Regions from separate parts of the Homo sapiens genome. Here region 2 is linked to region 1. Evidence: chromatin loops called from intact Hi-C (ENCODE). Cell type or tissue: HepG2. All regions are shown on one strand. Each heading gives the region's core, and the rest is flanking DNA. Links, peaks and the distances in the headings are about the cores only. Region 1 overlaps HS3ST3A1 (heparan sulfate-glucosamine 3-sulfotransferase 3A1). Region 2 has its middle 110 kb from the start of LINC02093.

Region 1 (8,000 bases), core at 1-8,000:
CCTGGTGGCGGCGTCCTGGCCGGAGGCCCGAGGGAGCTGGCGGTGTGGCCGGCGGCGGCACAGAGAAAGCGCCTCCTGCAACTGCCGCAGTGGCGGAGGCGCCGGCCGCCCGCGCCCCGCGACGACGGCGAGGAGGCGGCCTGGGAAGAAGAGTCCCCTGGCCTGTCAGGGGGTCCGGGCGGCTCCGGGGCCGGAAGCACCGTGGCCGAGGCCCCGCCGGGGACCCTGGCGCTGCTCCTGGACGAAGGCAGCAAGCAGCTGCCGCAGGCCATCATCATCGGAGTGAAGAAGGGCGGCACGCGGGCGCTGCTGGAGTTCCTGCGCGTGCACCCCGACGTGCGCGCCGTGGGCGCCGAGCCCCACTTCTTCGACCGCAGCTACGACAAGGGCCTCGCCTGGTACCGGTGAGCGGGGCGGGCCCGGGCTGGGGCTGAAGGATCCGGGGGTCCTGGGCTGGGAAAGACGTGGAGGAGCCCTCGGTGACCCCCAGTTCGCCCTCCTCCCCACTTCATGCAGAAGGCGAAGGGTCGTCAAGGGTCTTTCTTCCCTCTCCGCCTTCTCCTTCCTGGGAAGTGGATGTTGAAGGAGAGAGTGGGAGGGAAATTCTGGCCTTCATAATTTTCATCCTTGGGAATCCCTTGCCAGCAAATAGCCAGTCTGGTCTCTTTCTCCTGCTCTGCGAAAGTATTCATGTATTTAACTAAAGGAAAAAAAAAAAGTCTCTTCTAAATTAGAAACCTGTTCAACAATTAATAGATTGCCTTCTCCTTCCCAAGGAAGCCCGTTTTCATTCTTTATCTTTTGGAAAGTTCTTTGTGGTTAACACAGTCTTTACCATCAGGTATTTATTTACCTTGACCTTTTGCCAGATAGTTGTCCTAGGTGGGAAGTAATATAGAGACTTAGTAAAAGTGTCAAGAACCAGAGAATCTGGGTAGTTTGGAAAATATATGTCTGTCTGAGCAAGGGAAAGCAACCAGGCACTGTATTTTAAAGGACGCTTGGCAATAACTTTTGTTTGAGGGCAAGGAATGAGTTTTGTAAAGTGCTTTTGATATTTGCAGGGAAAAGTAACTTTTGTCTTTTGACTGACAGAAACTTTTCTAAAGATCTTCAATCCTCTTTACAAATAAGGTAGCCAATTAAAAGAAGAAGACAACAGAGAGAAAAATACATTGGCACAACTTTGCCAATACAGTTTAGGAAATAAGTCTGGCTTAGATCTTAATCTTAAATTTGCCAGTCTCTTCAAATTCAGACCACCTTTAATAATAAAATCAGCCAGATTCTAATAAAGCTAGTGTCGCCTGGATTTTGTTTGCCATAATATATTGGCTTTTTTTTTCTTTCTTCAAAGTACCAGTAAAAATTATGTTGCTAGAATTTTCCATTTTATAAAGTTTATCTTGTTCATAAAAGATGCATTCTCTTTGTTATTTTAACTGAAACAGTTACAAAAATTACAACATAATTTAGGTATTTTCAAAAAGCCCATTAAATTAATCATTCATCCCCAACACAGAAATGGATATGATTTGACAAGTTTATTTACTTGAGGGGCCAATTGCAGTCTCAGATTGATTTCAGGAGCCGAATTTACAGTCAATCCACTCAGAGAGAAAAGATTTGGCCCTAAAAATAGAATTTGAACATTAAACACTTTTAAAACAGTAACTTTCCATTTGTTGGAAAGAAAAAACAAACAACCTTCCCTTAATATAGATGATATATCATTTAAAATCATCAGCCACTTAAAATATCCCCTTGTGTTTCTGTCATTTATGTTGTATCCTCTGGGAAGTTCTTATAAAAATGACCTGTTGAATCTGGAAACAACAGGTCCTTCTTTTTAGCACAAAGGCAGCTCTGTTTTTTCCATCAAGGACACGAGAAAGAAGTGATTAAAGACCCCTAAAACTCTTATCTATAGCAGTTTGCATTGAATTCGGCCTCGTACTGTGCTGTAAGCGAACACATTTCAAGCTGACTGTCTGAAACATCTAACACTATGTTGGGCTCTGAGGTGCTATTAAATATGGTGAAATATTTAGTACTAAAACCCTTTATTTTCCTTTTGCCATATAAACTTTATTTCCACAAAGTAGGATTGTTTCTTCTTATTCCAGAAATGAGTATTTGAGGGCACGGTGTATCTGCAGACCTGGATCTTATTTTCCATGGACCTTTCTGAGCTCCTGTAAGGGGAGGAAGGTTTCAAGGTAACTAGAAACACAAGTAGTTTTTTAAAAAAAAGAAAGAAAGAAAAAAAAAGAGTCATAAACTTGTAGGCCACTCTTTCCTTTGGAAACTGAATGCATGCTATAAAGTAAATCTCTTCTTGGATTGTTTACTGCAGCAGAAGAGTTTTGTAAAGCAATTTATGGTGGTCACAAAAATAACTGCACAGTAGACTTCACGGTTTGCTGAATTTAATTTTCTAAGTGTTGGAGCAATGTCTTTGTTTTCCCATTTGCAGTGGTTTTTTATTGGATGCATAAATTTACGTTTAACTCAATTACATAGGAAACTTATTTTAAAAAAATCCAACCTATGGAGCCTGGATTATGTGATTATTTAATGAAATTTCCCCACAGTTCTCTTTCATCTTGGCTCTGAACTTGGAGTTTGATGTTTGTGAGCAAGACTGAAGGCTCGTCTATGAAAAAAAAATCTCCCACCCAGAATGCCACTTAAATATTAAGTGCATTTTAGCTACTTATATTTAGCTAATAGTTTAGAACAGGGGATTCAGTTAGACCTGCATGAGTCAGCCCAAACTTTGCAATACAGGATTTGTACCACACACTTATGACCACACTATCACAGACACACACACGAACAGAAATAAATTCCAGATATTTGCACCCAGCAGTGAATTATGGAAGAGAAAAACCTATATAATTATTTTTAGGTGTACATTGACACGGGAGAATCCTAAAAGGTCTAGCCTTTTTTTGCCCAGTGAAATCACTCAGTTAGCCATGATAGTTTGTGGTGGCAGTGCCACCTACTGTCCTCACAAAGGGACAAATCTGCTGCAATTAGCAAGTTTGAAGAAAGTGTCTTGGAGAATGAGTTTGTCAGTTAGAAATACCTGTTGCTGAACTTTTTCAGTCAATTACTCTCACTGGGAAGAAAATAAAATACTTTATGAAGTTTTTTCCAAGAGTGAAGTAATAAACACTTCCTTCATTTGAGCACATTTGTAGTAAAGATAAAGAAAATATTTATTATTCAAAATCTCTAGAAAGAAAATTATTCTCACTAATTTAAATGTCCTAATAGACTTTCTCTAAAATAAATAAAACAAAGGCAAATTTTTATATGCTGAGAAACTCGACCCTGGTGGAGTTTAAAAAAAAACACTCCTCATTACTTAATTTAGCAGACATGATATCACTAAAACAAATGTCTGTGGCTTGCATGTCACGGTAAAGCAGTCCCTTGCAATGAATAGTGTCCATTTCTCTTGTATGTATGGTGGCTTCATAAAGGAAAGGAAAAAGTTTCCTTAGCTTCAAAACATTGAGATCTTTGCTGGAAGTCAGGACCGAATACCTCTACTGTAGTTCAAGAGCAGGCGAGCTTAGAATTTAATAAGGAGGCTCTCTTCTGCTTGTTTCTGTCTGTACCAACTAAAAGGTATGTCTCTTTTTTCTTGTAAGCTAAAAGATACTTATTAATAAAGTAGTTAAATATGTGTGTACACATACACATACATATGTATGTATATAAATGTTTAGATTCAATAATATTTCAGTCTATTATTTTGGTACAAGATAGGAAATATTTATTATCCAGTCTCTTACACTAGCATGTCTATTTCTTATATTTCAGTTTCTTTTCTTTAGCCAAATCTGGACAATTTCAGCAGAGAAGGACATCACTAGAATCATTTTATTCTAGAGCATACAGGAAGATCAAAGATTGTCCAGCTCACAGTTTAGGAGCTAGTGCTCCCCTGACTTCATCCAAATTTGAAATTTTCTGGCCTCGAACGATCATGGCCCCGTTTTTCAAGTCCATTAGAGAGGCATACTGAGCAGAGGCCCTTTCGATTCCTAGGAGGAGAAATTGGCATTTCGTAGCAGCTGGGAGCAGCTGCAAAGTCCCTCCATGTGCAGTTTCCCACCCTCCTGTACTGTGCAAGCCCCTTCTGTGTGAAGAGTTTGAAATGAAATCCGAGCCACGAAGCTGCAGTCTGGCCGCCCATGCAAGGTCATGTGGACTGATGGCCAAGGGCGCTCTGTCCTTAGAGCAGAGGAAAGAACATTGGGAATAGATGAGGGCTAGGAAGAGAGTGAGATGTTACTTTGGACTCTGAGTCTAGCGTACTTGTCTATAGAAGTTCTCAGTACCTAGACATTCCCCACCTGGTCACAGGCTGGGGACCCAAAATACTGTCATCTAGTTTGCTAAATGTCTGAACTCTGGGCTCATCCCCAATAGACAACCAGAAGTGCAAGTTGATCAGCCTAGTTCCTCTGTGTGTGTGTGTGTGTGTGTGTGTGTGTGTACGCACGCGCACACCCTCACACATGCGGGAGCAGACACCGAGAAGGCAGGGACAATGATGGAATTTATGAGAGGAAAGTTACCAAGTAGTTGGGGAATTTCTGAGCAATATTGGACATCCTGAGTAGGGAACAGTTTGGGGACACTATTGAGATCATAGTCCGGGCATTAAACAACACCAAAAACACTTGGTAGAGCTTGGACTGGAATGCCTTGTGTGAATGGATATTCCTTTACAGGGATGAGATTTATAATACGCTCTTATACTTTATGTGAAATTCACAGACTTCCATGAAAATCCACCACTACGTTATAATCTCCTGCCTGCTCTTTAAAAAGAAAATACCCTGGCCAAAATATTTGTCTCCTTTAAATAAGTCTGTTGATTGGCCAGGAAAGAATAAGTGCCAAATCTGTATTTTGGCAGGGTCATGGGAATGAAATAAGCCTGTGTAATTAATGACAATAGGGGCTAACCTCACATAGACCAGATGCTTACTTCATGAGAAGAGTGTTGCAGAGCAAACAAAACTCTCTGATATCAACAACAACAACAACAACAACAACAACAACCAAAAAGGCCTCGTATCTCTCCGGGACACAGTTGAACAATTGCAAATTGCAATCACCATCAGTCAAATTGCTGGGCCCAGTCGGGAACTTGATATTCTTAGCTCGTTTCCTTAGGGGGAAATCTTCCTCCACCAAGTGATAGTAACTTGGCTGAAAAAGAGCATCGTTTCTTGGTATGGGTTTCCTAATGATAGTAAACTCCAAGCTTTTAGAAAATTTGTTCTGCTTAAGCGATGAGTTGCAATTGTGAACATAAGGTTTCTTATTAAATATGTGCCTCTAATATGTAATCAGAGGAAATTGTACTCCCTCATCTTTGCATTTTATAAGGATGTCTTAAAAATGCTTGTCAGCACTTTAAAACCTTTGCTAATTTGATACAGTTTAAAAATCTCTCTGGGGGATATTTATATAGTGAATAAATAAACTGTTGTGAAGCCAAAATTTAGAAATTGAATTTATGAGAGGAATGTTATTAAGTAATTGGGGAACTTCTGAGCAGTATTGGACATCCTGAGTAGGGAAGAATTTGGGGGGCACTGTTGAGATCATATTCCAGGCAATGCTGAGTTAGTGAATGGAAGCCTTTCCCCAGTTTCTTGCCTTCGTGATGTAACTCTTGAATTTTTGCCTTACTATGTGGTCATGATTCTTCAGGCCCCTAAAAACTTACATTTATCCTAAGATTGCCCGACTGTATTACAGAAATTCAGAACTGGCCTGTTTCAGTTGTCTGATGACAATAAATGTGAAAAGAGACGGGGAAGTGTTTAATTAACAATGAAGTTTAGTACTTGCCGTCGGGAGTTCGAGAGACATTCTTGCAAAGGTTTCAACACAAACTATTCACCGACTCGAACAGCCCGCTTTGAATGTGATATGTAGCGCCACCTAGTGGGAGGAGGAGTCAGGAAGGAACCCCTAAAGGGAGAACTTTGAAAAACCTCATCATGATAGAGCATATTTGCAGTCTCAATTTAAAAAAGAAACTACAGCAGCAACAAAAGCTTGTGTTTAGGTAGCACTTATAGCAAGATGATCTGTCTAGTAAGGATGAGCTGCACTTTGCCTTTTTTTCAAGCAAGGATAATTCACTTCTTTTAGGCAGGGAATTTATTCTTTGGAGAGAAATAAGAGATTTGGCTTCACAATAAACTGAAAACCAAGATATAAATGATTAGGGGATTTATATTAAAAATGCCTATGACTGAAAGGAATACCATATGCCCCAGATTACTTTTGTTAGTGTGTTTTGCCTCTGTGTCTGAAAGCCAGCTTCAAATGAAAATACTTCCAGATGATTTTATTTCAACATCAGTAATGCAGGCCTGTTCCTTCCCCTGTGTGGCTCTGGAGGAGGATCCTGTCATTCTAAACAGAAGCCTGTTTAACCCTTAAGGTGCCTGAGATGCCCTGTTGAGAATCCTGTCCACCACACACGGGACAGCTTCACAGGAAAGCGCTTTGAGAGTTCCGACAGGACAGGCGTTTCTGCGCCTGCAGTCCAGGGCCTGGGAGAGCAGGCTGGGATGCAGGGTGGTGGTCAGGTTAAAGGAAGGCAGGATGAAAGGGACAAATAGGACAGATTGAGTGGAGAAACTGACAGACACCACCTTAACCAAGTGACCAAGGTTAGCATTCCCTGTTGTGTTGAGATCATGATCCCCGATATAATACAATAGGATGGCACTTCACCTGTGCGGTAATCTTCCCCCAAATCCGTAACCCCAGTATAGCCCTGAGAAAACATTAGACGAACACTGATTGAGGGGCATTTTACAAAATACTTGACCAGTACCCTTCAAAAGTGTCAGGATCATACAAAACAACGCCAAGACCGCTAAGCTATCCCAGATGTGGGGAGACAAAAGTGAGTCATTACTAACAAGTAAACACGAGGGTGCCCTTGGTCGGATCCTGGGTCTGAACTAAGGCATTTATGGGAAAACTGGGGAAATGTGGATAGTGTATGCAGTTTAGTTAATAACATTATACCAACGTCAGTTTCTTGGTTTTGATCGTTGTACTGTTCTAGGGTTATGATATCCCCTAAGATGATCATTTGGGTGAAAGGAGTATGCGAATTCTCTGTGCTATTTTTCACAATTGTAATATCTAAAATGATTCTAAAATCAAAGGTGAAAACAGCAAAGAAGGCAGGAGAAGCCTAACAGGCGTTGAAGGATGAGGGCTCATACTGAAATCCTGTCTGTGCCGATTCTCTTTTATTCCGTGTTTCTTCTTTCCTTTCCTTCAGAAGGGCCCCCAGGATGGGCCCACCAGCTTCCCCTCCCCTGCCCCGCACCTGTTGCTTCCAGACATGCTGATCTTTCCCTCAGCTGATTTCATAATCATATTGGCTCACGGCTCCCTCCTACTCTCTTGTTTCCGAACCAAGCACAGAGACAGTTTTGTATTCCTTTCTTTCTGTCTTCTATGGCAGGCAAATGTAAAGTGAAGAAGGTGTGAAAGGTTCCCCAAAGCTTCCTGTCATAGAGAACAAAAACGTTGATGTAAATGACAGGTCTCTGAGGACACAAAGAGCTAAAAACTAAAATAAGGGTCAGAGGAAAATCAGACTTGGGCGTATGACTTTTTTTTTTTTTTTTTTTTGGCTACAAACATAGAAGGAACAGGTGTCAGTGGTTGAAAGCTGGTTATAGGGAAAATAGATAGGGCCAGAGCTGTGGATGCACCTTATGGCAAAGATGACAACACGGTCCCAATTTTCCAGGCCAGCTTAGTAATTTTATCTGCTTACTTCGCTTGTTTTAACCTTTGTTGTAGACACTTTGGGTTATGAAACTTTCCATAGGAGCAAAACAGACCTGGAACAATTAACGCATTCAAGGAAGAGGCAGGAAGAGAGAAAGTGCAACCTTCAGACCTCTGGAGGATCAGTTTCTTTGCAC
Region 2 (16,338 bases), core at 4,384-12,383, 180 kb after region 1:
TCTTTAACAAAGTCATCCACATATTCACTATGTCGCAGTGCTAGAGCTGATGCTGAAAATTGTGCCTGGAAATCGCTCACTTTTAGGAACATGTTAGATGTGATAAACCACAAAGCAGTAGATCAAACTACCAAAGCGTGCTGTGCTGTTAATTTTAGAGAGCACTAAGGGAAGCATTAGAGACATTGCTGAGAAAATAAAAAGCAGTCTTAAAGCAAAAATATGTTAACCACAGTTGTAAGACTATATGGTCCCAAAATTAAATTTGCTCCTTCACTCCACTTTTACATTGGTTCCTAGGAAAAAGTTAGGCTTGAATGATGCTGGGTTTTCAGGAATGCATCTCTCGCACAAATGGCAACCACCCTGCCTTTTTTCATTAAAAGCATCTGACAATGTTCAGCTTTCTTGCCCAGCTCTATGAAAGAGTCTTGTAGTTTATCAACAAGAGTGGAATGTCCATGGAGATAAAGACTCATGTAGCCCCAGTACTTAATGCCATGCTTACCTGGAGTATAACAGTATCTAGTAAGTATTCAGTCAATAAGCAAATGAATAAATATACTACCTCAGATCACTTACCACCATCACTAATCCCCAAAATTTCACTCTGAACTCGTCCCCCTGGATCGTTTATAAGAGTGCTTTATTCAAAGAATTGACAACTTACCCCTAATCTGGCCTGTCAAATAACAACTAATTAAGCCATTTTACAATTCTTTACTAATTCTAACAAATGATAATTTTTGACACAGAATTGTATCCAAGGCATCAGAGTCTTTCCCACCATGGGGTTTTCAACGCAACACTTTGTTTTGATATTCTCCATCTTCATTGAGAACAGACGTAAGAAATAGCTTTTTGAGCTGTTCTTTGTGCTCATGGTAAGGATGATAAGTTTTTAGTTATATCACACAAGGTCCAGTTCACCAGAATCCCCCATATAAATTCCTGCCTGATGCTAGTTATCAATAGCAAATAGATTTTCCCGGGCAATTGATTTGTTTTCATCTCTTTAAACTGTAAATTGTATAATTAGCAATGTTTCTTTTTGTCCATGTGTGCGTGTGTGTGTGTGTGCTTTACATGCTAAACTTAGAATCTAAATTTGTGAAGCAATGTGACAAGAGTTTAGCCCAATTTCTGGTCATCATTTTTGTCCCTATCCTTACCTTTCTTTTATGGCTTTCTATTTTAATTTATCTTGTATTTTATTCATCTTTTATTCAAGCCCCTTTTGGAACAGGGCCAAGTCTCAACTGCCAAGTAAATAATGTCAAAATCTATCAAAGTCATTAGTTTTCTTTTACCCTTTGAAGGGAGAAATTAATGGACTTTGCTTTAGTAGATAAGATAGGCATGCATTCTTTTTTACACACCATGTAGCTTTTTCTAGGCTAGGTGATATGTTGTTAAATACTCAGTGACTCTAACTTTGTTATAGGTGGTACTAATTTATCTGGTCCAAGATCCAAACTCACTGCTCTGTTCCCTCTGAGCTTGTTTGGGGACTGGAAGCAAAGTCAGGGCAGGGCATAGATCACATTGTTCATCTCCAGCTCAGAGTCTGTTTGTCAATTTCTTTTTTTTTTTCTTTTTTTTTTTTTTTGAGAGGGAGTCTTGCACTGTTGCCCAGGCTGGAGTGCAGTGGAACTTCTTGGCTCACTGCAAGCTCCGCCTCCCGGGTTCACGCCATTCTTCTGCTTCAGCCTCCCGAGCAGCTGGGACTACAGGCGCCCGCCACCACGCCCAGCTAATTTTTTGTATTTTTTTAGTAGAGACAGGGTTTCAACATGTTAGCCAGGATGGTCTCAATCTCCTGACCTTGTGATCCGCCCGCCTCAGCTTCCCAAAGTGCTGGGATTACAGGCGTGAGCCATCGTGCCCAGTCTACCTGTTTGTCAATTTCAATGAACTTTCATGTGGATGCCATCTGGTCTTTATCTGCAGTGTCTGTGTCTGCCTTGACAGTTTCATCTTGCGAGTTTTCCATTAATTAGGCCAGTAACTCTGATCTGTTTGGTTATTTGTTACCAAAGTCTAAGGCACAGAGTATGCAGACTCTAGACTCAGGCTTGCATTCATTTGTCAAATCTGTCACTTGCCAGCTGTGTGACTTTGTCCCTTATTCTCTCTGTGACTCAGTGTCCTCATCTGTAAAAGGACACCAACAACAGTAAATTATGGGGATTAAATGAGGCACTGTATGTGAAATCCTTGGTACAGTGCCTGGCATATGGCTGGTAGTCACCGAAAGTTTTCTATTGTTATATTGTTGCTGTTTGTAGTTTCTGCAAGTTCCACCTTTCCATGACATCCATTTAACCAGTTCCATGAGCATCTAGCTGACCTTGCCCTTCTTATGGATATAAAGACTCTATTATTTTTAGCCTCGGAGTCCCTTACCAATACTCCCCTAAATTCTTTTTTGGGGGGCATGTCTAATTTCTAGTGTATGCCTTCCTGTTTTCCTCACTCAGCTTGTCTTTCCATTTGTGAAAAATGGAAGGAGAAAAACCTATTTTATTTTGCCAATTGACCATGAAGAGTTGTATGTGTGCTTTTGTTGTTTTCCTTAAAGTGCCAGGTCTTTTAGTTCCTTGGCATGCATTTGTCCTGGACTTTTAGCAAGCTATTCTAAAATAGTCACCAGGCTGTCTTAGCTTTTAAACTCTTCCTTTCAGTTTTTCGTTAGCAAATGTTCCCACTTGGCCATTAAGCTCTTTTCATGAATAATAACATGAGGCATTTCTTTTGGTTTTCCTTTTTCCTCTGGGAAGTAAAAATTGCCCTGACAACTGCTCACTAATGTTTCACCCCCAATTTCTTCCTGCAAGATGCCCAGTCATGACTCAGGGCCAAGTTCCACATCTTTCTTTCCATCTGGGCTATTCTACAAAGCTGCCTTCTCAAAAGCTTTGCCTCTACCTGTCTCTTGATAGGTTTTTTCTGTTGGCCTAGTTGAATCCCGTATTGCTCATCCTTTTATCCATCCAACAAGTATTTCATGAGCCTCTATTTTGTGTCAAATTCCCACATAAAGTGAAGAGGACCCCTTGGTGCATAAAACAGCATCCCTGTCTGAAGGAATGTACTGTCTAGTGAGGATTAATGTTATGATGGGGGAAAGTACACATATTATGGATGCATTTAGCAGAGGTGCCCCACCCAGTTGTATTGGTTTAGGGAAGGCTTCCCTAAGAGGGAGATATATTAGCTGAGATTAATGAAGAAAGAATTATAGTCAAGCTCTGCAATAATGATTTTTTGGTCAAGGACAAACCACATATATGACAATGGACACAAATATAACACCATATTTTTTACTGTACCTTTTCTATGTTTAGATACACACACTTACCGTTGAGTTACAATTGCCTACTTTATTCATTACAGTTGCATGTGGTACTGGTTTGAAGGTTGAGAGCAATAGGCTGTACCATACAGCCTAGGTGTATAGTGGGCTATTACACAACTAGGTTTGTGTAATTGCACTCCATGATGTTTGCACAATGATGAAATCATCTAATGACTCATTTCTCAGAATGTGTCCCTGCCTTTAAGCAACACATGAGTATAATATAAATATGATCCCACTATAGTGGCCATTGAGAGCATTTGCCAATTGACTAAAAGGAGTAGAAAAAGCACATTAGCCAATTCTTTTTAAAACCTTGGCCATGCAAGATTGGAAAGACATTGGTTTCGAGAGGGGAAGAGGTAAAGCATAGGAGGGAACTGATAGAGCAAAAGCATTAGAAGTATCAAGGAACTGGAGATCTAGACATTACCCGAGGAACAGTACTGTGACAGCCACTGAAGGGGAGGGCTGTGAGGACAGGACATGATGGCCACAAGCATGAGTGGCCACAAGGAGTCAAATTGGTGGCCTTTGAGGCTGGGGAGATGATGTCACCATGGGATAGAGGGCCAACAGGGAAGTTGAAGCCATTTGAGATCACAGAACTTCCAGGGTAGAGGAAGCAGAGGGAGAAAATCAGTAAGTCTTGTGCTAAAGACTTCAGTGACTGAGGAAGAAAGACCTAGAAGAGTCAACACATTCAAGAAGCAATAGAAAGCAGCATAGTCATAGCCCAGGCTGCAAAGTCTGAGACACAGGGTGTAAAGTCCAGCTCTGTCACTTCCTGTGTGACCTTGGACAATCCACCTTACTGCTCTGTAAGCTTCATTCTCCTTCTCTTCATGTGGGAAATCATCATAAATGCCTATCTCCTAGAATTACAGGACTCTTCTGTGAGAATGAGGTCACGTGGGAAATACTTAGTCAAGAGGTCAAGACCTTAAGACATTAGGTATCAGATTCCAAATTGAGAAAACTGAGTGAGTGCAAATTATCACAGAAAGTATATAAAACAACACAAAAATAAGAATTAAACTATGGCCCTTAAACTCCTTATAGATATGGAGAGAATAAATGGCAGTATCGGTTGTTGCCTGTAGTGAAAGACATTTGTTCCAAGGCTTTCCCCAAAGACAGCCATGCACAAAGTCCTCCCTTGCCCCCTATTCATAAAAAAGGGGATGTGGATTCCAGAGAACTACATGGGGAGCTTCCTGTGTGAGCCCTGTGGTAGAAGACACAGCATGTACTAGGGTCTCGCTTCCTCCTGTAGATCTAAAGGGCTAATTGCTGATGAACTGGCCAAAGGAGGGATGCCTGCACTGGCTTCAGCCTGCACTCCTAGAGTTGGTCAGGGAAAAAGCTGAGCTAGCATTTTCCACAGACTGGATATGGTGGCCCCAAAGAGAGAGCTGTTGTTTGGTTGCATCGGGTCCTGTCCAACTGGGCTGACTGAACGGGCCACGGAGCCTGCAAGATAGCAGCTAAGGGAGGAGTGACGATTCCCAGGGGCTGCAAAAATGTGCAGAGGAGCAGGCTGCAGTCAGATGTGAGCGAGGATGGTCTCTGAAGAACTTTCTCGCAGGTAAGCAGCCTTCTTCAGCAGGCTGGGTGGGAGCTGAGTGAAGGTGCCTCATTGTGACTTTGAATAAAGATGGAGGCTCTGCACGTTACATCAGACCAGACGGTCTAATTTCTGAATCGAAACTAGACTCTATTCAGCCATCGAATTTATTCATGCCTGGTAATTTAATGTGACTAAGGCTTTTTATTACTTTGGAATAATGGGGAATTAATATAGTGACAATAAAATCAGTATGATGGTGATTGTTATAATTATTCCTATTACATCTTCTTTTAGAAGATGGGAAAGAACTATAGAGGGACAAAAACAGATAAAATAGTTCCTTGAACACCTGTGAGCTCTACATGTTCAACATCACATTATTATTAAATAAAAAGAATGAAGACCAGCAAAAAAGATATAGCTGTTTGATATGAATCTTAAAGAAACTAGAGAGTTTTACCTGAAGTTGGATAATTTATTAAACTCTGGAAGGAGTGTGAAAGAGGCAAGTCTTACCTTTAATCCTGAAATACACAGAATGAGAGTGAGTCGTAGCTCTGAGAGAGGAGTCATGGGAGGCTCCCTCATTTCAGTCAAGCACAGAAAAAGGAAGAGTTTTCTAAACAGGCTGAGTATGTAGGGCGAGTCTGCCCATCTGGAATGGATGTCTCTGAGTGAACAGAATGGAGATTGAACCAAGGTAGAGGAAGCAGAGGGCAGGATGAGCAAGATAGAAGGGAAAGAATGGGTGAACAAAATTCCACATTTCCATTGGTGACTTAGAACAGAGGTAGAGGGCTGGGCATGGTGGCTACACCTGTAATCCCAGCACTTTGGGAGGCCGAGGTGGGTGGATCACCTGAAGTCAGGAGTTCGAAACTAGCCTGACCAACATGGAGAAACCCTGATTCTACCAACAATACAAAATTAGCAGGGCGTGGTGGTGCATGCTTGTAATCCCAGCTACTCAGGAGGCTGAGGCAGGAGAATCACTTGAACCCAGGAGGCGGAGGTTGCGGTGAGCCGAGATCACACCACTGCACTTCAGCCTGGGCAACAAGAGCAAAACTCTGTCCCCCAGCACCCACCAAAAAAAAAAAAAAAAAAAAAAAAAAGAGCAGAGGTAGAGATGGGGCAGGTAAGTTCTGCAGAACTGGGAACAGGGACCTAAGCCTCTCTCCAACAGGACAGCCATGAACTGGGTTGATTGTGTTGAATTCTGTAGCTTCCCATTGTCATTTCTAACTCCAGGGAAATGCATTTAAATGGTCAGGAGGTACCTTCTATAATGTTTACATATATACACACACACACACATACACACATACATATAATTCAAGTTCTGCTATTTGTTATTCATATGTGACGGCAAAGGCCTATAATGTATAATAACATCTAATGGAAATAGCAACATTACGTTTATAATACAGGTGTGGTGAGGTGTAATAGTGGAGCTGCATTCACAGCACACATTTGTACACGTTTGAATTGCCTGGGCTATGAGGCTGCTGTGCTGATAGCTGCTCTCCCAAAGTGCACGTGTGTATCTTTTCAGGATCTTCTTAAATTAGGTTGGTGCAAAAGTAATTGAGTTTTTTGTCATCAAAAGCAATGACAAAAGCCCCAGTTACTTTTGCACCAACCTAATAACTCAGAAATAAATGAAATTGAGGCTTTGTGTGGCTGGGGGTATGGAGAGTGAGCTCCATCACTCTCCCCTAATGTCTGCAGCCCTGTGATTTGCAGTGAGAAGCTCCTTGCTCTCCTTTCTAATAATTCCTGTTTGGGGTTGCAGTGGCATTTTTGCATGTTGTGGTTTGCTTCCTATGCTATGATTGGTTCACATCACTGCCTTTGAGTTCCAAATGCAGGAAAGCTGAATCTACTGCCTTCTTCTCCATCCAGTGCTGAGATCTGCCTTTTGGGATCCTGCCCTGAAGCCAAGGACAGCAGGATGAGAAATGAACATCTCTGTAGCTCCCCAGAATAAGACACCACCCAAACTTCAGTCCTTTCCCTAGCAACTTCTGGGGCTCCAGCCCAATTTGTTATATACAAACATGCACCAGAATTTGGCATTCCCTGGAATTAAGCCAAGTCACAGGCCAGACGTGCTTATTAGTTGATAATGAATTGCATTTTACATATTTATGCATTGGATATGTATTTCACTAGCATGCGTTTGCTATATATTTCACTTGGCAGTTTCCCAAACATTTTTATGTCCAGTGTCTCAGACACAGTGGTGAAAATGTACATAGGTTTTGGTAGAGATGGACCTGGACTTCCCCACTAGCCAGGGATGTGACTCTGGACAACTTAGGAAACCTCTCTGTGACTCATTTTTCTTGTTGGAAAAGGACATTTGTAAAATAGTCTCCCTTACAGGATTGCCTTACGGACCAATTGAGAGTCTTTATATAACATTCTTAATCTAATACCTGATATCCAGCAGCATTTTAGTTACTATTAATAATCATGGTACTATTATTAACTCCACAAGGGCCACATGCTTATCCCCATGTAATGGATGAGGCAAGACAGGCTCAAGAAATTGAGTGACTGTTTCCATGCCACACGCTGAAGCAGTGATCTCAAGAGGCCAAACTCAGTGACTTTTCCCCTATGTTTTTATTGACTTGCATTTTAGTAATTAGTGCCAGGCCACGCTAGACATAATCAATCAATCTATCTATCATGTATCTATCCATCCATCCATCCATCCATCCATGTACCTGTTTATCTATCCATCTGTCCATTCATCCATCTATCCATCCACCCATGTATCTATCTATCCATGTATCTATCCTTCCCTCCTTCTATCCACCTACCTATCTATCTGTAGTTTTCTTTTAATCATACAAAGATTCAATCATTTTTATAGCAATAACTGGCTGTTTGTTTTTGCAAACTCAGCCTAAGTTTACCTGGTCTTTGTGTCATGTTTCTCTAAAATGCAAATTTTTTTTCTTAAACTCACAATTTTAGGAAGCATTTGTGCAGCCTATTCCCCTTCATGGATTAAGTTAGAAGAAATCAGACAATTTGATTCGGTACTTGGTGCTTTAGGTATTTTATCTAAATTGGCAAAACACTCCTTGCCCCTCCAAAAGGAATACTGGGGTCCTGAGCATGCATTAGCTGTGGTTTCTGCGGGGGCTGGTGTCACATCGGCTTCCTGAACAGAGGTCTGCACATGAAGGGAAAGAGACCTCATAGCAAGTACACAAGCCTGGCATGGAATCTAAACACTCTTTAGTCGAATGTCAGATGACAGCTTGGATTTCTGAGTTTTCTGAGTGTGATCTGAGGAAGCGGGCCTGGCCTGCCACCCACGTTTTTGGCAAGCAATGAGGCTTACAACTGACTGTCCTCCAGTCGGCTCCTGTGCATGAGCGTTTTGAAGGACTTCGGCAAGAAGCCAAAGTGACATCATTGCTGCTGTTATCAGATGGGATGAAGTCCACATGTAAGGGCCCCGGATTTGGGCTGCTTGGGTTTGGATGGGGGAGGGGCAGGAATCTCACCAAGAGTCTTTTCTTGATACCTGAGTCCACCTGACACCGAGTGCGTGCTCAGTAAATATTTGTGGATATGACCCACTGACCTTGGAAATCAGCTGAATTTCAGAACTGTCCGTTCATTCTAAAGATAGCTCTTTGATTCTTTCACTGATTAATGAGTCAGGCTCCGTCTTTCTACCACCTCCTGAAATGCCCACGCTCACTAAGAGTCTGCGTGCTGCACTGCCAGACACACTTCATTTGGCAAAACTTAGGTTATGAGCTCACAATGTCAATTCAGGAAACGCAAGATGTATTTATCTAAGAGATCTTTTGCTTAGACTCTGTGCTAACGGTGATTCTCCCACCTTGGGATAAATGTAAATGTTTTGCCTTTTCATTTTGAAGATTCTTATTGTCAATATCAGTTTGTAGCTAAGGTCTGCATACTTTCTCTGGGTGAAATCATCATTCCCTATATTTCCATCTACCATTTCCATGATGAAGACTCCAATATCTATACCTCCAGGCCAAAACCCTGTTATTCTTCATTAATTTTATCAGATCTACCTTCACAAAATTTATTATGACCACATGCCACATGTTATAATTAACTTAATTTTTTCCATTAAATGGATTATCTCCTTCTCTATCTAACTAGATATTTTTAAAACAACTTTATATCATGAGCATATAAATAGAAAACCCAGCTTCATCCATGTCCCTGCAAAGGACATGATCTCGTTCCTTTTTATGGCTGCATAGTATTCCCTGGTGTATATGTACCACATTTTCTTTATCCAATCTATCATTGATGGGTATTTGGGTTGGTGCTGCAACGAATATATGTGTGCATGTATCTTTATACTAGAATGATTTATATTCCTTTGGGTGTATACCCAGTAATTGGATTGCTGGGTCAAATGGTATTTCTGGTTCTAGATTCTTGAGGAATCGCCACACTGTCTTCCACAATGGTTGAACTAATTTACTTCCCACCAACAGTGTAAAAGCGTTCCTATTTCTCCATAGCCTTGCCAGCATCTGTTGTTTCTTGACTTTTTTTTTTTTTCAGACTGAGTCTCACTCTGTCACCCAGGCTGGAGTGCAGTGGCATGACCTCGGCTCACGGCAACCTCCGCCTCCCAGGTTCAAGTGATTCTCCTGCCTCAGCCTCCCAAGTTGCTGGGACTACACGCGCACACCACCATGCCTGGCTAATTTACATTTTCAGTAGAGATGAGGTTTCGCCATGTTGGCCAAGCTGGTCTGCAACTCCTAACCTCAGGTGATCTACCAGCCACAGCCTCCCAAAGTGCTGGGATTACAGGAGTGAGCCACCAAGCCTGGGCTGTTTCTTGACTTTTTAATAATCGACATTCTGACTGGCATGCAAACACTGCACGTTCTCACTCATAAGCGGGAGCTGAACAATGAGAACACATGGACACAGGGAGGTAAACAACACACACCGGGCCTGTCGGGGGGATGGCGTACAGGGAGGGAGAGCATCAAGATAAACAGCTAATGCATGTGGGGCTCAATACCTAGGTGATGGGTTGATAGGTGCAGCAACCCACCATGGCAAACGTTTACCTATGTAACAAACCTGCATGTTTTGCACATATATCCTGGAACTTAAAATAGAATTAAATTTAAAAAAAAAAAAAAAAGAAAAGATAACCCAGCATTACTTACCATAAATAGCAACTATTTAGAAGTTCAATACTCTAATTTCTCTTGAGATCGTATAGCTCTTTCGCTTTTTACTATTTAGAAGTTGAAGACACCAAACGGCCACCAAATCCTGTGAATCTGAGCTCAAAAACAACTTAAATCTGGTCTCATTTCTGCTCCCCCACTGCCACAGGGCTGAGTTTTGCAACAACCTCCTCTGTTTTTCCTTTCACTTAATTTGCCAGTTATTCCTGGCCGGGTGCGGTGGCTCACGCCTGTAATCCCAACACTTTGGGAGGCCGAGGTGGGTGGATCACCTGAGGTCAAGAGTTCGAGACCAGCCTGGCCAACATGGTGAAATCCTGTCTTTACCAAAAATACAAAAATTTAGCCAGGCGTGGTGGCGGGTGCCTGTAATCACAGCTACTTGGGAAGCAGGAGAATTGCTTGAATTCTGTAGGCAGAGGTTGCAGTGAGCCAAGATCATGCTATTACTCTCCAGCCTGGGCAACAAGGGCAAAACACCATCTCAAAAAAAAAAATTGCTAGTTACTCCAAACTATTTGTACCATATTTCGTTAGTCTAGGGTGCACATTTTTTCACATTTTGGTTTCTCCGAAGCGAAGATGCATACTTCATTTGATGATGAATCGTAGGGTAATTTGGTGGCCTTTCTCCTTCTTCATGGTACATATGTGATTTTGCAATCAATGCATCTTAAATTTGATGAAATGTGTTGATCCCTTCATGCACCACTATGCATAGTTTTCCCTTGGCTGCTTTGGTTCGTGTTTCTCTCTGCCTCAGATGCACTTCCCTGCCTCTGTGTGTTTCATGACTTCTGGTCATACAAGGCTTGTTGAGTCTTTTAAGGCTCAACTCAGCAACTTCCTCATCCAGGAAACTTTCTCAGACCACCCTCTCCCCCATCTGCATCAGGCATATCCTCTTCTGAGTTGCTATAACACAGAGCACATATCTCTATTGTCACATTTCCACATTTTATTATATATATGTAGGTAGGGCCATCCTTACCGGTGATGACTGTGCCATACTCATCAGCAGGCAGAGGCAGCACCAGAAGCCAATTAACAGCACAGTCTCGGCTCCACAGTGTCACAGGGTTAATACCTTTGTGCCTCTGTCCCTTTATGTGAAAAATGGGGACATTATTATGCACCTTTCTCATAGGTGCATAACATTGTTGGGAGAATTAAGTGAGACTACTCATGCCGACAACTAGTAGCAGTGTCTGGTCCATAACCATCACTGAACAAGCATCAGTTCTTAATAGTGTTATCTTTCTAGCCACCATTCCAGCAGAAGACTAAGCCAGAAAGAATTAAAGCTATTTCCTTTTTTAGACGGAGTCTCACTCGGTCACCAGGCTGGAACATAGTGGTGCAATCTCGGCTCACTGCAACCTCTGCCTCCTGGGTTCAAGTGATTCTCCTGCCTCAGCCTCCCGAGTATCTGGGACTACAGGAGCCCGCCACCACGCCTGGCTAATTTTTGTATTTTTAGTAGAGACGGGGTTTCACCGTGTTGGCCAGGATGATGGTTTCGATCTCTTGACTTCGTGATCCACCCGTCTCAGCCTCCCAAAGTGCTAGGATTACAGGCGTGAGCCACCGCGCCCAGCCAAAGCTATTTCTTTAGCCTTATTCTAGGAAAATAAAACTTGCTACTTTCTAGCCAGAAAGTTACCATATCTGTGGAGCTGGTGGCACTCTTAAGTGGTCTAAATAAAATATATCTGCTTAAAAAATAAGAGATCATAATACTTATTTATCCTATGAAGCTCTTTAAGATCAAGGACCCATACTAGGTGTTCCATGAAAATCTAAGAGTCACTATCTTTGCCCTCTCTCTCTATATATACATACATACATATATATATATGCACACATATATATACACATATATATATACACACACACATATATACACATATATATAAACACACACACATATATATACATATATATACACACACACACATATATATATATAAAACGCTTTTACACTGTTGGTGGGAATGTAAATTAGTTCAACCATTGTGGAAGACAGTGTGATGATTCCTCAAGGATCTAGAACCAAAAATACCATTTGACCCAGCAATCCAATTACTGGGTATACACCCAAAGGAATATAAATCATTCTAGTATAAAGATACATGCACACATATATTCATTGCAGCACCAATTAATATATATATATATATATAAATATATATGTATGTTTTGTTTTTGTTTTTGTTTTTGTTTTTGTTTTCTTGCAACAGAGTCTCTCTCTGTTACCCAGGCTGGAGTGCAGTGGTGCTATCTTGGCTCACCGCAAGCTCCACCTCCCAGGTTCACGCCATCCTCCTCAGAAGAGGATATGCCTCAGCCTCCCGAGTAGCTGGGACTACAGGTGCCCACCACCACGCCTGGCTAATTTTTGTATTTTTAGTAGAGATGGGGTTTCATCATGTTCGGCAGGATGGTCTCGATCTCTTGACCTCGTGGTCTACCCGCCTTGGCCTCCCAAAGTGCTGGGATTACAGGCGTGAGCCACCGTGCCCGGCCTGCCCTCAATATTTTTTACATTTAATAGACAAACTTATATTTAGTTATGATTTAGATAAATACAAAAATATCGTAACACAAAAAGGAAAGCAAATTTGTCTACCAGCTGACATCATTTGAAATCATGTTTGTGCCCTGTGTGTTTTCAAAGAAGCCATGAGGCTAATTAGAAAAAAAAAAAAAGAAAAAAATCTGGACACATCAGCTCATGCCAACTTTTCCTTTAAAAATTGGATCATTTAACAAGTTTCATCTGAACTTTCTTGTCTGGTACTGAAATGGGGCATTTCTTTCACAGATTATGAGCCGTATGAAAAAAAAAGCTATAGAAAAAAATTTAAGGGACACTGAGGAATAATTTTTGAAGGCCACCTTTTAACTCTTAAAAAGGAGTATGTAATTCTAGTCACTAAATACTAAAACAGTGTACATTTGGTCCATATTTATTGTCAGTCAATAAGAAAGACAGAGAGAAGGGGCAAAGGCACAAGGGAGATGATTTCCACACAAAAACTTCTCTCTCCTACACCCTCTTCAGATGTTGTGGCTAAGTCAGCTTTCAGTGTGACATGGTGTTTTCACATTCCTGGGACTATCTCAGTATTCTAGTTTTTGATCCTTTCTCCAAGGACAGATAAATTCAGGTTAAGGGTCAAATGTGGCCTTCAAACACAAATTTTTCTAGCCTTGTGTCTGGAATGAATTAGCAGCTAAAGTAAATCCCATCTAAACAGTTCTTTTAGGTTCATTTTTTAATACCCTGAATGTTAAGAACTGAAACATTCAGCTATTAGGAGTAAGGAAGCAGAGCGTTGGCATGTAATAGGTGTTTCACAATATGTCCTGTTGATTTAAGGCATCTATTCTGCACTCTGTAAGAGCAGGTTACAGGAGTTGAACACTGGGCACATACCCAAGCCCTACCAGCAGCTGGGGAAGAGCAGGGCAGCTTATGGGGACAGAAAAATCTTCTGCTTAGGATTGATTATGTTGGCATCATACAGATGAATATAAAAACGTGAACAAACTTCTTGAGCTGCTCTTCACTGCAGGGAAAATCATGTGATTTGGAGAATGTTAATATAGTAACAGAAAAAAACAAAAAACAGGATTTCTCATTTCCCACATGTTTCCCAACCTCTAGACAGATAATCTCTCTCTAAGAATAAAGAATATATTTGTGTATATATCGGTCTATTTGGGGGAAGATATATGGAGAGACTCCATGTTTCAGTGCTATAGTTAGTTCTCTTTCTTTGCAACACTTAGTCTTGTCCATCCTGGATATTGGACAGCCAATTCTGTGTTCATTTCCATCTTTACACCATCTGATGTAGAGTCTTGATAATACAACCTTGAACTTGGTTCGGTTTTGCTCTCATTTCCTATAACAGATATTTCAAACCTTTTCTACTTTTCTCTATCCAATTTCCTCTGCTCTCATTCTCAGCAGTCTAAACTTCCTTAGTTCACAGAGTCACTGCAAGCTCTCAGAAAGAACACCCTTCACTTTCTGCAATGGTTTGCATTCCCATGCCATGATACAAGTTTAGCAATACTCTGTCTAGCCAATCTGTGGATCAATTCCATCTCGCCTGCTCTCTGGCTGCTCCTTCTCAGTTTTCTTTGCAGTCAATATTTAATTTTCTCACCCCCAAATGTTGAAGACTTTATTTGTTTTTCTTCTGAACACTCCCTCTAGTTTTTCTCGATTACACTCATGGCTTTAATTAGTTCCTGGAATGTTTAAGGGTTCAAGATGCTCTCCTGCAACTCATCTCTTTTCAAAACTTCATATCCATATACCCAATGGCCTATAATGGACCTCTCCATTTGGAAGCCTTTTCCAAGTCAGCATGTCTGAACTAACCCCACATCTGCCCTTCTCCTCATGTTGCCAGTCTCAATGAACGGTACCCCTATCTCTGCAGTTGCTCAAGCCTGAATCTTGAACCTGATCTTTGACTTCTGATGCATTCTCTTTCCCTTCGCCTCTAAAAATTTTGATCAGCCTCTGAATACATCTCAGCTCTGTTTACTTCTCTATATCCTCAATGTAATTACAAGAGAAAATCATCTTTCATCAAGGTTAGTGTCAAAAAAATTATTAACTGGACACTTGTTGAAAATCATAAGACATATTTTATTTAGACTGCTGCAGTAGGGAGGAGAGATGGAGCTCAATTCTGATCTGTGCAAAGGTGAAAGTCACTTTAAACTGAGACTGAGGGAGTGGGGAGGAGGAGCCAATGGGAACTTGAGCAAAGACAGAAAGTGGAAAATTACAAAAAGTTAGGAGAGGAAAGCGATTGGTCCATGAGATTTGGCCATCTGTGTCTGCTAACTGGTGCTTATAATAGGCTCCTACCCATCCACAAAGACTGGGAGACAGGAATCCTATCCTTCCTGATGATTAAATTTCAAAGGAATGGCTCCTAGGTTCTTAAGAAAGACATTTCTGGGTTATAGAAGATGCAACTTAGAGACACAAAGAAAGAATTTACAGTTACAAGTTTTCTAAAGTCAATGTTCTAAGGAAAGGGAAGTCAGAGGCCTGAAATCAGGTTCTGGGTGAAACAGAGAGTAAATTCTTTTGGCAGTGCTGAGCTTTCTAAGCGGGCATTTATGGAGGTTGGGGTCATCACCCTAGGGGCATGGGCTCGAGCTGACAAAAACTGTGCTAGTATTTGTTCAGGCCTCTTAGTGGGGATGGGTGAGGGGTACACAGAATTGTTTATGCTGAAAGTTGCAGTTCTTACAGGCCAAGGTTGAGGCCTAGTTGAGAAGACTGCTTAGGGGAGGATGACTGGAGTTTGGTTGAGGAGAGGGTCTTCGTCAGTGCTCTAACACAAAAGCATCTGTGGTAGGTTGTCTCCAGTACATCCTCTTATCTCTGTATCCACAAGTCACTCCTCCCAATAAGAGGTGGAGTTGACTCCTTGAATCTCACCTTGTACTTTGTACTTTGTTTTGATCAATAGAATATAATAGAGCTCTCTGTTCCTTAAGAACCCTTCCCTCTCCAGGAGCCCTGAGCTCTGGTTCAGGTAGTTTAACTGTTCCACTGGAGAGAGAAGCCCAGCAAGCCCAGCTCAGACTCCAGACATGGGAGCAAAGACATCTTTTGTGTTCCAACTCCCAGCGGTATAGAGCCTTGTGGAGACCCCAGCTCACGCCATGGTCCCTCTTGTCCAAACTGCAGAATCATGAACAAATAAACTGTGGTTGTTGTTTTGAACTACTAAATTTTGGGGGTGATTTGTTTCAGCTCTGAACACATCCACTCCTATGTCTCTGCCACACCTCTCTCTCTTTGTGCTTTCATCAATTTTCTTTAGAAATCCAGAACAATTTCTGGACAATATTGCATTTTTCTATTACAGTGCTTTATTAACTAAAGTTTTTGAAGAATAATGGTTAACTTCAATTCTTTAATTCTGGTTATAGGGAGTTCAAATTTTTTATGATTTTCTTACCCTAATATGTAGTGTTTGATCAATTTTCTTTACATTTTCACTTTAAAATTTACAAACAGCACATTTGTCTTCATTACAGGCTATTTCAGTGAGGTCAACATTATTAGATAGATGGGTAATATGAGGCCATTCTATGGTTTCTGATTTACCTTCTCCAATGCCAATTGTCACACCACACAGTCG

Evidence for each region. Peaks named below come from ENCODE experiments on the same cell type or tissue, not always from the same donor. Only the 100,000 strongest peaks of a DNase experiment are listed, where the experiment ranks them.
Region 2: it touches region 1 in a loop (4-fold over the local background); 3 of 110 quality-filtered maps call a loop at or near these places.

Annotation. Positions count from the first base shown.
Region 1 is chr17:13,592,935-13,600,934 of GRCh38, reverse strand. HS3ST3A1 (heparan sulfate-glucosamine 3-sulfotransferase 3A1) reads left to right here. Exons shown (of 2, transcript NM_006042.3): 1 at 1-404. Among named protein-coding and RNA genes, the nearest start is that of HS3ST3A1, 5.0 kb to the left of the region's middle. RefSeq lists an enhancer at 1-52. In HepG2, for the core only: CTCF peaks have their summits at 3,000 (motif pointing left) and 5,979 (motif pointing left); DNase peaks (open chromatin) are centred at 3,014 and 5,954; H3K27me3 peaks cover 2,153 bases.
Region 2 is chr17:13,408,266-13,424,603 of GRCh38, reverse strand. No RefSeq gene overlaps it. Among named protein-coding and RNA genes, the nearest start is that of LINC02093, 110 kb to the right of the region's middle. In HepG2, for the core only: no CTCF peak of the experiment used is centred there; a DNase peak (open chromatin) is centred at 8,393.